Regions from separate parts of the Homo sapiens genome. Here region 2 is linked to region 1. Evidence: read pairs that join two places in POLR2A ChIA-PET (ENCODE). Cell type or tissue: OCI-LY7. All regions are shown on one strand.

Evidence for each region. ChIA-PET counts read pairs that join two places held together with the same protein. Peaks named below come from ENCODE experiments on the same cell type or tissue, not always from the same donor. Only the 100,000 strongest peaks of a DNase experiment are listed, where the experiment ranks them.
Region 2: POLR2A ChIA-PET joins it to region 1 with 7 read pairs; 1 of 35 experiments calls an interaction of 5 or more read pairs at or near these places.

The regions. Positions count from the first base shown.
Region 1 is chr15:67,084,061-67,089,060 of GRCh38, forward strand. All of the region lies in intron 1 of SMAD3 (SMAD family member 3), which reads left to right. Among named protein-coding and RNA genes, the nearest start is that of SMAD3, 21 kb to the left of the region's middle. In OCI-LY7, no CTCF peak of the experiment used is centred here; DNase peaks (open chromatin) are centred at 1,301, 1,921 and 2,531; H3K4me3 peaks cover 3,836 bases; H3K27ac peaks cover 4,451 bases.
Region 2 is chr15:68,590,886-68,595,885 of GRCh38, forward strand. The region is part of intron 1 of CORO2B (coronin 2B); the gene reads left to right. Among named protein-coding and RNA genes, the nearest start is that of CORO2B, 14 kb to the left of the region's middle. RefSeq lists an enhancer at 1-115. In OCI-LY7, no CTCF peak of the experiment used is centred here; a DNase peak (open chromatin) is centred at 3,106.

The DNA of each region.
Region 1 (5,000 bases):
TTTTTTTTTCTTTTTTTTTTTTTTTTTTTTTTTGAGATGGAGTCTCGCTCTGTCGCCCAGGCTGGAGTGCAGTGATGCGATCTCGGCTCACTGCAAGCTCTGCCTCCGGGGTTCATGCTATTCTCCTGCCTCAGCCTCCCGAGTAGCTGGCACTACAGGCGTCTGCCACCACACCTGGCTAATTTTTTTTTTTTGTATTTTTAGTAGAGACGGGGTTTCTTTGTGTTAGCCAGGATGGTCTCCATCTCCTGACCTCGTGATCTGCCTGCCTCGGCCTCCCAAAGTGCTGGGATTACAGGCATGAGCCACCGTGCCTGGCCAGTCTCAGATTTTCATGATAGCCCTCTGAACTCTCCTTGGCTTCTTGCCTTTGGCTGTTTTCTCAATGCATATATTTTCCTGGGGGACAAATCTAAGTTTTCATCTGATGCTCTGCCTTCAGAGGGGAACCATTCCTTAATGACCTATTTAATTGTATTATCATTGTTGTTTAATTCATCACATATTTACTGAGCTTCTTTTGTTGGTGGTGGTGCCATCAGACACAGTGGTCCAGGAGCTGCAATGCGTTGCTGATGAGGATGGTCACACATAGCTCTGCCCTCATGGAGCGTCCCAGGGTGAAATGAGACCTCCCCTGAGAACCGACTCCCAGGGTAGGGGAAATCAGTCTGCAGGCAAAGAGGAATTCAAATTTAGCCTGAAGCACAGGTTTTCTGTGCTTCTAGGCACCGGCTGCATTCCAACCGTAGTGCCATAAAAATACAGGAAGGAAGGGAAACGTGTTCACAGGTTGGTTAGAGATGTGGAAACCAACAATCAGCTCTCTCTTATCCGTAAGAAACTAGAATCTACTGCTGGCTTCAGTCCCTCAGACCTGCTGCTCAACAGAGTGCCCTTTCAAACCTGGGTTAGACTCTGTGCTAATGGCTTTTTTCATGAACCTCAGACAGCCGGAAAGTATATTCTTTGAGGATTATGATCGACTAGGATGCTCGGGAATCTTTAAAGAGAAGCACTATCTTGGCTATATTTGCCCTCAGTTGTTTTAAGGCCAGTGAGGAGACTGAGCATTTCAGAGGTGAAGCATTTAGAGGATGGCCTCTGAAAGCATACGGCTCAGTAAACAACTGACCCATCCTTTGTCACCGTTTTTGTCCAGCGGCTGTCACCATAGGGGCTCCTCTGGTGTGGAGGAGAGAGAATTAGAGGCAGCAGGCCTGGGTTCTAGGTCTGCCTCATTGTGAACCAGCTTCAGGACCTTGGGTGAGTCACTTTTCTGCCCTGGCCCCTGGCTTCCTCTTCTATAAACTGAAGGTGTTGGCTTAGCAGGATTTTAAAGTTTCTTCCACCTTAAAAACTCTGATTCCTGCACTTGCATTCAAAGAAATGACTCTATTACTCATTTGAATAGTTTCAGAATCACTGTATAGTCAACTCTGGACTAGAAATGGGGGCCTGCAGTTGAGGACAGGATGGAAAGAGGTTTGGGGTTCAGGGTGGGCTGTGAGGGCTAGGATTCTTGATTCCTCATGATTTGCAATTGGTTGTTGGTGTTACCATGGAAGGTTCTCAACCATGGCTGCTTTTAAAAATTTTGATGCTCAGACCACCCCTGGAGACCAGTGAATTTCAAATTTCTACAGGCCGGCCTGGGGAAATCCATGTTTTTTAACTTTCCTAGGTGATTCCGGTATGTGGCCGGGATTGAGAATCACAGCCATAGATGCTTATGTAAAGCTGTGTTCAGTGTTACAGGCATCTGTTCTGGGTGGAAAGTGATAGTGGTTGGTCAAAAAAAAAGCGTGCACACACACACACACACACACACACACACACATACACAGAGAACAGCTCTAGGTTCTGGAAGTGTGTTGATTTGGTCACCACAAGTGCTGGTGGTGAGTAGTTGCCCTGAGGTTTGGAGTTCCAGTTCCCTCCTATCTCTGGGTCAGTGGTTTCTCAACATCTTTGAAGTAGTGAAACCATCTGTAGTTGGTTATTTCTGCTCAGAAACTCACAGTACAAAGTGGGGGGTGGTGCAGGGGGGTGGAGCTGGAATGGATTAAACAGGCCCTTACAAATGCCCACACTTTTTTCATGAAACTAAGTTAGAGGCCTTAGCCAACTCCAGCATACCTTAGTGTCAGTTCTTTGGCATTGCCCCGGTGGATTCTAGGGGCTGTGAAGGCTGTAGGGGTGTGTGTTACTCCCTGCTGCTTTGGTGAGAGAGTGTCCCTGTCTTTGGCTGAGAGCATCCTGTCCTGCCACTTCATCAGCAGTAGCATCTAAACAGCCCTTGAAGGGAATCAGTATCTACAGCCTAAGAAATCTGATGGGACACATCTCTCTGCATTAAAATATTAACAGAAAAGGTCAAACTGGGAAGGGGCAGCTAAGTTGGAATATCTCATTCAGGTAAAGGGATGGGCTTGTGGATCCTTAATTGGTGTGAAATGCGCCCTAGGAGGGGAGACTATATCAGTGCTGAAAGCCCTTGAGGGCTTTCACAGATGAAGGGGGATGGTATGAGAAGCTTTACAAATAACAAGGTTTGAGATGCAGTTGTAGACACATGCCAGATGTAGGTTGCTATTTTCTCAGCTCAATGAGGAATCTGTCAAGGCACTCTTAGAAATGGAAAATATAGTTCCTGCCCTCAGGAACTATAGTGTCACGTGATAGCAGTGAAGACCTTCTATGTCCTGGCCACACAGTGAGGATCAGAAGACAGAGCATGGAGAGTGGAATGGGACACATGGATCAAGGAACGTGGACCTGAGCAAGCAAAAGCAAGTCACTCGGGTCCCACTATCACATTGCATATCTTCTCCTTTTTTTTTTTTTTTTCTGAGACGGAGTTTCGCTCTTGTTGCCCAGGCTGGAGTGCAGTGGTGCGATCTCAGCTCACTACAACCTCCACCTCCCAGGTTCAAGCGATTCTCGTGCCTCAGACTCCCAAGTAGCTGGTATTACAGGCGCCTGCCACCACACCTGGCTAATTTTTAGTAGAGATGGGGTTTCACTATGTTGGCCAGATTGGTCTTGAACTCCTGACTTCAGGTGATCTGCCCACCTCAGCCTCCCAGAGTGCTGGGGTTACAGGCATGAGCCACAGCACCAGCCTCTTCTCCTTTCTAACGTGATGTCAGTGTCTCTGGGAAGCAGCCTTAGTTGGCACCTCACTGGCAGCAAGAATGACTTCATGTTCTTGCTCCCATGAAAATTCTCTGCTTTCAGGAATACACTTTCCTCTAGGTTTTTTCTTTGTCTGCAAGTGGGGGGGTGTTCTTTGCCAGATCCCTGCTTTGATGATTACCATCTGCCCACCTGAGTTTCCTGCATAGTTTCAGTTGGAAACTCTTTTCTCTTTGGACCCTAAGATACCGTGTAATAGGATTGTTCTTGGTTTCAGTAGGCACCTGGCACCCTCTCAGCTGTGGCTGCATTTCAGGTATGGATGGGAGTGATTATCTGTGCATCAGAAAACTCAAGATTGTCATGTGAGCAAGTTGTGTGATCATCAGTAAATGCAGAGCTGGCTTTGTTAGGCCCTGGTTGTGGCCAAGGCTTTCCTTTCCCGGCGGGTGATTATTCCAGATTTCATGGTCACTAGCTGAGTGTAATCAGGAGCAGATAAGAAAGCCCTGTATAGAGCAAAGTATGCATTTCTTAAGGTGGTGGGGGAGGTGGCAGAGGCATTATATAGACGTGTGTGTTTGTGCATGTGTTTAAAAAAAGACTTATATTTTCTGGGCAGCAGAACTTAAGTTTCCAGTAAACATCTCCTCCCTTTTTACTTTACCTTTTAATTTTGTGTTTATGGTCTCTGTGCTTTGAAATTGTTTTTGCTGTGATGCCAGCCCTGCCTGAAATGGGTGGAGCAAGCCAAGCCCTTTGGAAGCCATGGTTTAGATCAGAGTTCTTGTACTGACATGGCCCAGCTGATTGACAGCTCAGATGTGATCACTCCGTCTCAACTAGAAGAATAAAAATAAAAACCTTGAGCTGGAGCGGAGAGGGGTCACACATTTGTTAGTTTATCCCCTACTCTCACCTTTATCGCAGGAGGAGTGATAAAGTGCTGCTGTGTGTAATTCTGGTCTGGGGTTGGTTTTCTGTAGTCCCAAACCTGGGACTAATTCTCCCTGGAGCCCGTGGCCCAGAAGATGGGTGCACAGTAGGGTTACTTGATGCTAAACGGCTTTCCCGATAGACTTGGGATCTCACTGTTCTTGTCTTAGCTTTACTTGTTGGGTTGGAGGAGGTGAGGTGGGTGGGCAGGGGCCTAGGGAAGCCCACTATAGAAACACTGGGACAGAGAATCCAGCCCAGGCTAGGTGAGAGCATCTGCCAGTGTGAAAACACGTGGAAGCGGGGGAGGCAGGCGAGAAAAGCTGTGGGAGAAAACCTCACAAATGCAGCAAAGCTGCCCAGGGCCCAAGCGGTGGGGCGGTAGCGAGGGAAACACAGTGGTGTTTGGCTGCTGCTTCACACCACTTTTAATTCAGCGCTGCTAGGAAGGCTATTTCAGAATGCTCCCGAGTGGGAGGGGGCAGCTGCTCTAGGGTGGGAAGGGGATGCTAAGGCCGGGTGCGGTGGCTCACGCCTGTAATCCCAGCACTTTGGGAGCCGAGGTGGGCGAATCACGAGGTCAGGAGTTCGAGACCAGCCCGACCAATATGGTGAAACCCTGCCTCTACTAAAAATACAAAAATGAGCCAGGTGTGGTGGCGGGTGCCTGTAGTCCCAGCTACTCAGGAGGCTGAGGCAGGAGAATCACTTGAACCCAGGAGGCAGAGGTTGCAGTGAGCTGAGATCACGCCACTGCACTTGAGCCTGGGCAACAGAGCCAGACTCTGTCTTAAAAAAAAGGGGGTGCTGGAGAGCATGTGGGGTGGATAGGGCTGACTAGAGACCTTTGTCAGGGTGACCTTTCTCCAGAGAGCCCAGTAGGCTCAGAAGGAAGGTCCCTCAGCACCCTGGCCCACACAGTTCCA
Region 2 (5,000 bases), 1.5 Mb after region 1:
ACCCTGGCTGCCCTGTTCTCCTATGCAGGGCCGGCCGCCTTCCCCATCCCTACCCTTGTGCAAATAAAACGAGGACTGAGATTTATTTAAAAAAAATTTGCTGAGCCCTGTGTGCCAGGCCCTAAGCGGCATTGAGGGTGCAGGGATGAACCAAAGCAGTCTCTGTCTCCAGGGGGATCCTGGTCTGTGGGGGGACACAGGCTGCAGGACTCAGAAGGACACATGGCTGCAGGGATGTTGGGGAAGGGAGGCTGATGGGTGGAGGCGTGGAACAGCAGTGACAGGGACATGTGCACAGAACTGTGAAACTATGAGAGACGTGGCTGGGCAGGCCAAGGAAGCTCTCTGGAAGGAGAGATCTTCCCTCAGTCTTCCAGCATGAGTAGGCAGAGGCAGATGAAGAGGCAGGAAAGGCATTCCAGGTTGAGCGGGCAGCGTGAACAAAGGAATGGAAGGGGAAACATGTTTGGCTTATTCTAGGAGAGAACCAGTTGGGTGCTGCTGGGCTGGAAATGGAGGGGCTGTATGTGGCTGGACAGGCAGGCAGGGGCCATGGGGAGCTTTGGATGCCAAGCCAAGAAGCTTGAGCTTCATTGTGTGGTGTTGCTGGGAGTCCTAGAGGGGCTTTAAGCAAAGGAGTGATGTGATCCCATTCACACTTTAGGTGGTCTGTCCCTACCCACATTGCCCTAGAGGCAGAGAGGTGAGTGGACATTCTCAAAGCCTATGTGCAATGAGGCGGGGAAGGGGTTTCTGAGCCCCTAGCCCAGACCTCCTGAAGGTCTCTCCCTGTGCCTGGGAGCTGGGTGTCACATATGCCCCACCCCATACCCTAAGATGGGAGTCCTGGCCTGGACCACTCCATGGTATGGGCCTTTCCCATCTGCCTGGGCTGCCAGATGGTTCGATCTAAGGGTTGAGAACATAGGAGGGGGCAGAGGACCAGAAGTTTCCTTCTAGGAAAACGTGGTTATAGCATGGCGAGAAGAGCACTGGAATGGGATTTCAGGAGCTCCTGCCTAAACCCTAGCCCTGACCCTCCCTGGCTGTGTGATCTTGGGTTGGTCACTTCCTCCTCTGGTTGGGGACTGCCTCACCTGGTTTGAGGCTGGGTGCAGAAGTGAGCTTCTGGATGCGAGTTTATGCCCTGATGCTGCCCAGCCTTGGGCCCTGTTTTACCCTCTTCCCTTCCCCGGTGTCCCCAGACTCTGCAGCCAGTGTGTCTCCTTCTGCGCCGTGTCCTCCAACCACACATCCACTCCAGACTGCCAAGAGTTGTGACAAGTTCATGAGACTTGGAGGTTAAGGACCAGAGTTTGAGTCCTGCCAGCTTGCTTGCTTGGAGGAGGTCTCAACCTTTGTGTTCATTGTCATACATGTGGTGTAAATTCCAGCCCTTAGCACACATAAGGGAATTTTCTGAGTCAGCGTCTTTCATGTCTCTTGGATATACCCCACCTGTGCTTGTTCTGTCTATTTCATTGGGAGAGCCCTCATCTGATGGAATTCTATATCCAGTTTTTAGTGGTTACCTGGGGTGGGGATAGGGGTAGAGTATTAACTGAGATAGGGTATGAGAGAAACTTCTGGAGTGATGGCGGTTACATGAATGCATACATGTATAAAAATCTGTCAAGGCAAACACTTAAGATTTGTGCACTGTAGGCATGTTATATATATTTTACATCTCAATTAAAAATAAATAAATGAAAAAAGATTCTTCCCAGCTTTCTGGTTCAAGTCCCACCTCTCTGCATCTATTCATATATTCATTCACTCTATAAATATTTGTTTGTGCTCCAGCCAGCCCAGGCATACAGAGATGGAGAGGCTGGTCTGTGTACTGTACAGTATGTACGGAATGTACAGTATTCTGGTCTGTGTACTGTCATGGGAGCTCAGAAGCACAGAACCTTCAGGGCTCATGGGGATATTGACCATGGAGGTGGTTCTCAACCCCGGCTGCAAATCACCTGGTGAGGTTTAAATGCCTGTTTCCAGCTTCATGTATGTTTTAGTCCATTTTCTGCTTCTGTAACAGAATACCGCAGACTGGGTAGTTTATAAAGAACAGAAGTTTATTTGGCTCATGGTTCTAGAGACTAAGAAGTCCAAGAGCATTGCACCAGCATCTGGTGAGGGTCATCCCATGGCAGAGGCATCACGTCATAGTGAGTGTGTGAGACAGAGAGAGGAAATTGGGCCAAACTCATTCTTTCATCAGGAGCCCACTCCCAGGATAATCACATTAATTAATTTGTGAGGGCAGAGCTCTCATGACTTAATCCCCTCTTAAAGGCCCCATCTCTTAATACTGTTACATTGGCAATTAAATTTCAACATGAGTTTTGGCAGAGATATTCAAACCGTAGCCATGGGTGTATGACCTGTTCAACATTTGGTTTAATGTTCTGTTGTCACTGTCTTGAAATTCTTAAAAACTTTTGAAAAAGGGGACCTGCAAATGAAATAGTTGGTCCTCCCTGTCCTCCTTCCCCCAGAACAATAGAATCAGAATCTCTGAGAGGTGGGATCCAGGCAGTCACATTTCTTAAAAGCTGAGCTTCCATTCTCTAGCAGCCAGGTCTGGATGTAGCCCTACTCCTAGACATTTGCTGAAACACAATCTGGAGCCTCGTTCTCTAGACACTTGTGACTGAGCTGGAACAATAAGACTTCACACATGAGAGTGTCACAAGAGCAATTCCTGGGCAACAGTGTTAGAAAGCTACAAGGGAGCTCAGAGAGGAGGGGAAGAAGACCCTCTCTGGGTTTGTTTTTTTTTTTGCAACTCTGAAAAGAGCTATCAGTCCAGTTTGTCTGCCCCTTGATAGTATTTCCAGAAGTGGATGAGCTGTGAAGTGAGTTTGCTCTGAGGTGGCGAAGTGGGTGTAGGACGCATTGCACCATGCAAAGGTCCCATTGTGGGGTGGGAAGGTCAAGGAAGGCTTCATGGAGGAGGTGGCACATGAGCCATCCTGACCTGAGAAGGGCGAGAGAAGAGAAGAGAAGAGGAGAAAAGGCAAAAGGACAAATGCATTTAAGAAGGGGAAGGGCTCATTTGGGGGAAAGGGAGGAACTAGGCTAACTGGAGTATGACTTGAGCAGAGAGAGATGTGGTTGGGTGGCACAGGAAATGATAGTCTGAAGTCAGAATCCCGTCAGCAATGGGGAGCTGTTGAGTGTTCTGGATCCAAGAATAATGTGCTCCATAAATGTCTGAACGAATAAACAAAAGGGGTGTTTGGGGGAGACATAAAGGGGATTGGCCCTCTAAATCGCTGAGGTTTGCAGCCAGAACTCTGGTCCACCTGGCATGGAAGGCTCTGCACCCTCTTCCCCATAGGTGGTGCCTGTCTGTGCAGGAACCTGGTGTCCCCTGCAGTATGGTCCAGGGGCAGCAGTGACTGAAGCATCCCCAAGAATAGCAGACATGGAACAGACCATTTCCTCCCATTTCTAGGAACAGCAAGCTGTGGGTGGATGGGTAGGTGGAGGCGCTTTTGGTACAAGCTGAGCTGTGCTCTCCAGCTCTCACCAGGTTCCCCAGCCCAGGTGAGCAGCCCTGGCAGGAAGGTGCTATCTTGTATCTCCCATGGCCTGGTGAACACTAATTCCTTGGGCAGGGTGGTCCCTGCTTGGAATAGAGGAGCCCCGATTTCTGAATAACCAGCAGCAGATCTAAAGCAGTTCTGTTTGTTTCTGTCTCCTGAAATATTTATGCAGGAATATGAGAAAGGGGCTCTGTTTATTGAACTCATCCTCCAGGGCAGAAGCCGTGGGGAAAGAGCCACTTCCCATGTCTGCGAGCCAATGAGCAGAGGTGGAATTTCTTTGGGTTTGAAGTGAGACAGAGCCTGTGTGCTTGCAGAAGGAAGTGGGGTGGGATTCCTGGAGAGGACAGAAAGCCCTTTCAACCTCTTGCCTCCAGTCCCAGGAAAGCTTTTCAGCACATACTTTCCTGGCGAATCCAAATAATAACAATTGAAATCTCAGCCTTGGTTCTACTCTGGGCTTTGCCTCTATCATGCTGTGTGACCTTAGGCAAGTTGTTAACCTCTCTGGATTGTTTTTTTCCAATTCTGAAAAGAGTGAACTATCAGTCCAGTTCTAGCTGTCCGTGCAGTTCTAGCTATCAGTCCAGTTCTGTCTGCCCCTTGATAGTATTTTAAGAGTCAGTTGAGTTGTGCAGTGAAGTGGATTTAGGAAGCATTGTACCATGCAAAGTCCCAACTCTGCAGCATTCGAGGCCAGAGAACTGGCTGAGTGGCCAGCCAAGTGGCAGCCTCAGCTGTGACTTGTGGGGTCAGGCCAGAGAGAGTACTCTCTTGAGCTGGACCCTACCCTGCCTCAGGTTGGGACAAAGGGGCCCCCTCCCTCTTTCCTCCTCCAGCTAAGCCCTGCTGTCCTGTGTCCCTGAGAACACTGGCAGGATTTCCTCCCAGGAAGGGGGACATGGATGTCCAGTTTACATCCCTGGGAGTTGCAGACACCAGAGAAGCAAGGCAGCACTTCCCCATGACAGTGGGATACGCCTTATCGTCAGATATAGAAGCCTGTGGCTCCAGGCCCTGAGCCATGCAGCAGGGCTCAGATATCCGCTGTCCTCCTTTAGGGGACTGGGATCCCCTTCCCTCAGTTCAGCCCCTTGGGCAGGGCTTCAGGGGCTTCTCCCAGGGGTGGGTTCTGTTCTCAGCTCTGTGACTGGCTTGGTCTTCCTGTTTCCCATGGTGGACTTCATGAGTGGTAAAGTTAATAACAGTTATTATCACTAGACCAATCCAAATCTTAATACAAAATACCATCAATTAAGCACCTGCTCCATGCCAGGCTCTGTACTGGCTCAGTGGACACACAGAGGGGACCAATTTCCCCAGCCTTTAAGGAAGTTGAATTCTGCCTGGGAGGCAGACGGGCAAACAAATACGGATGAAGCCATTGGCTCAGCATTGAATGCGAGTCCTAAAGGCCGAGGGACCCTGGTGAGACGGAGCGGGCGT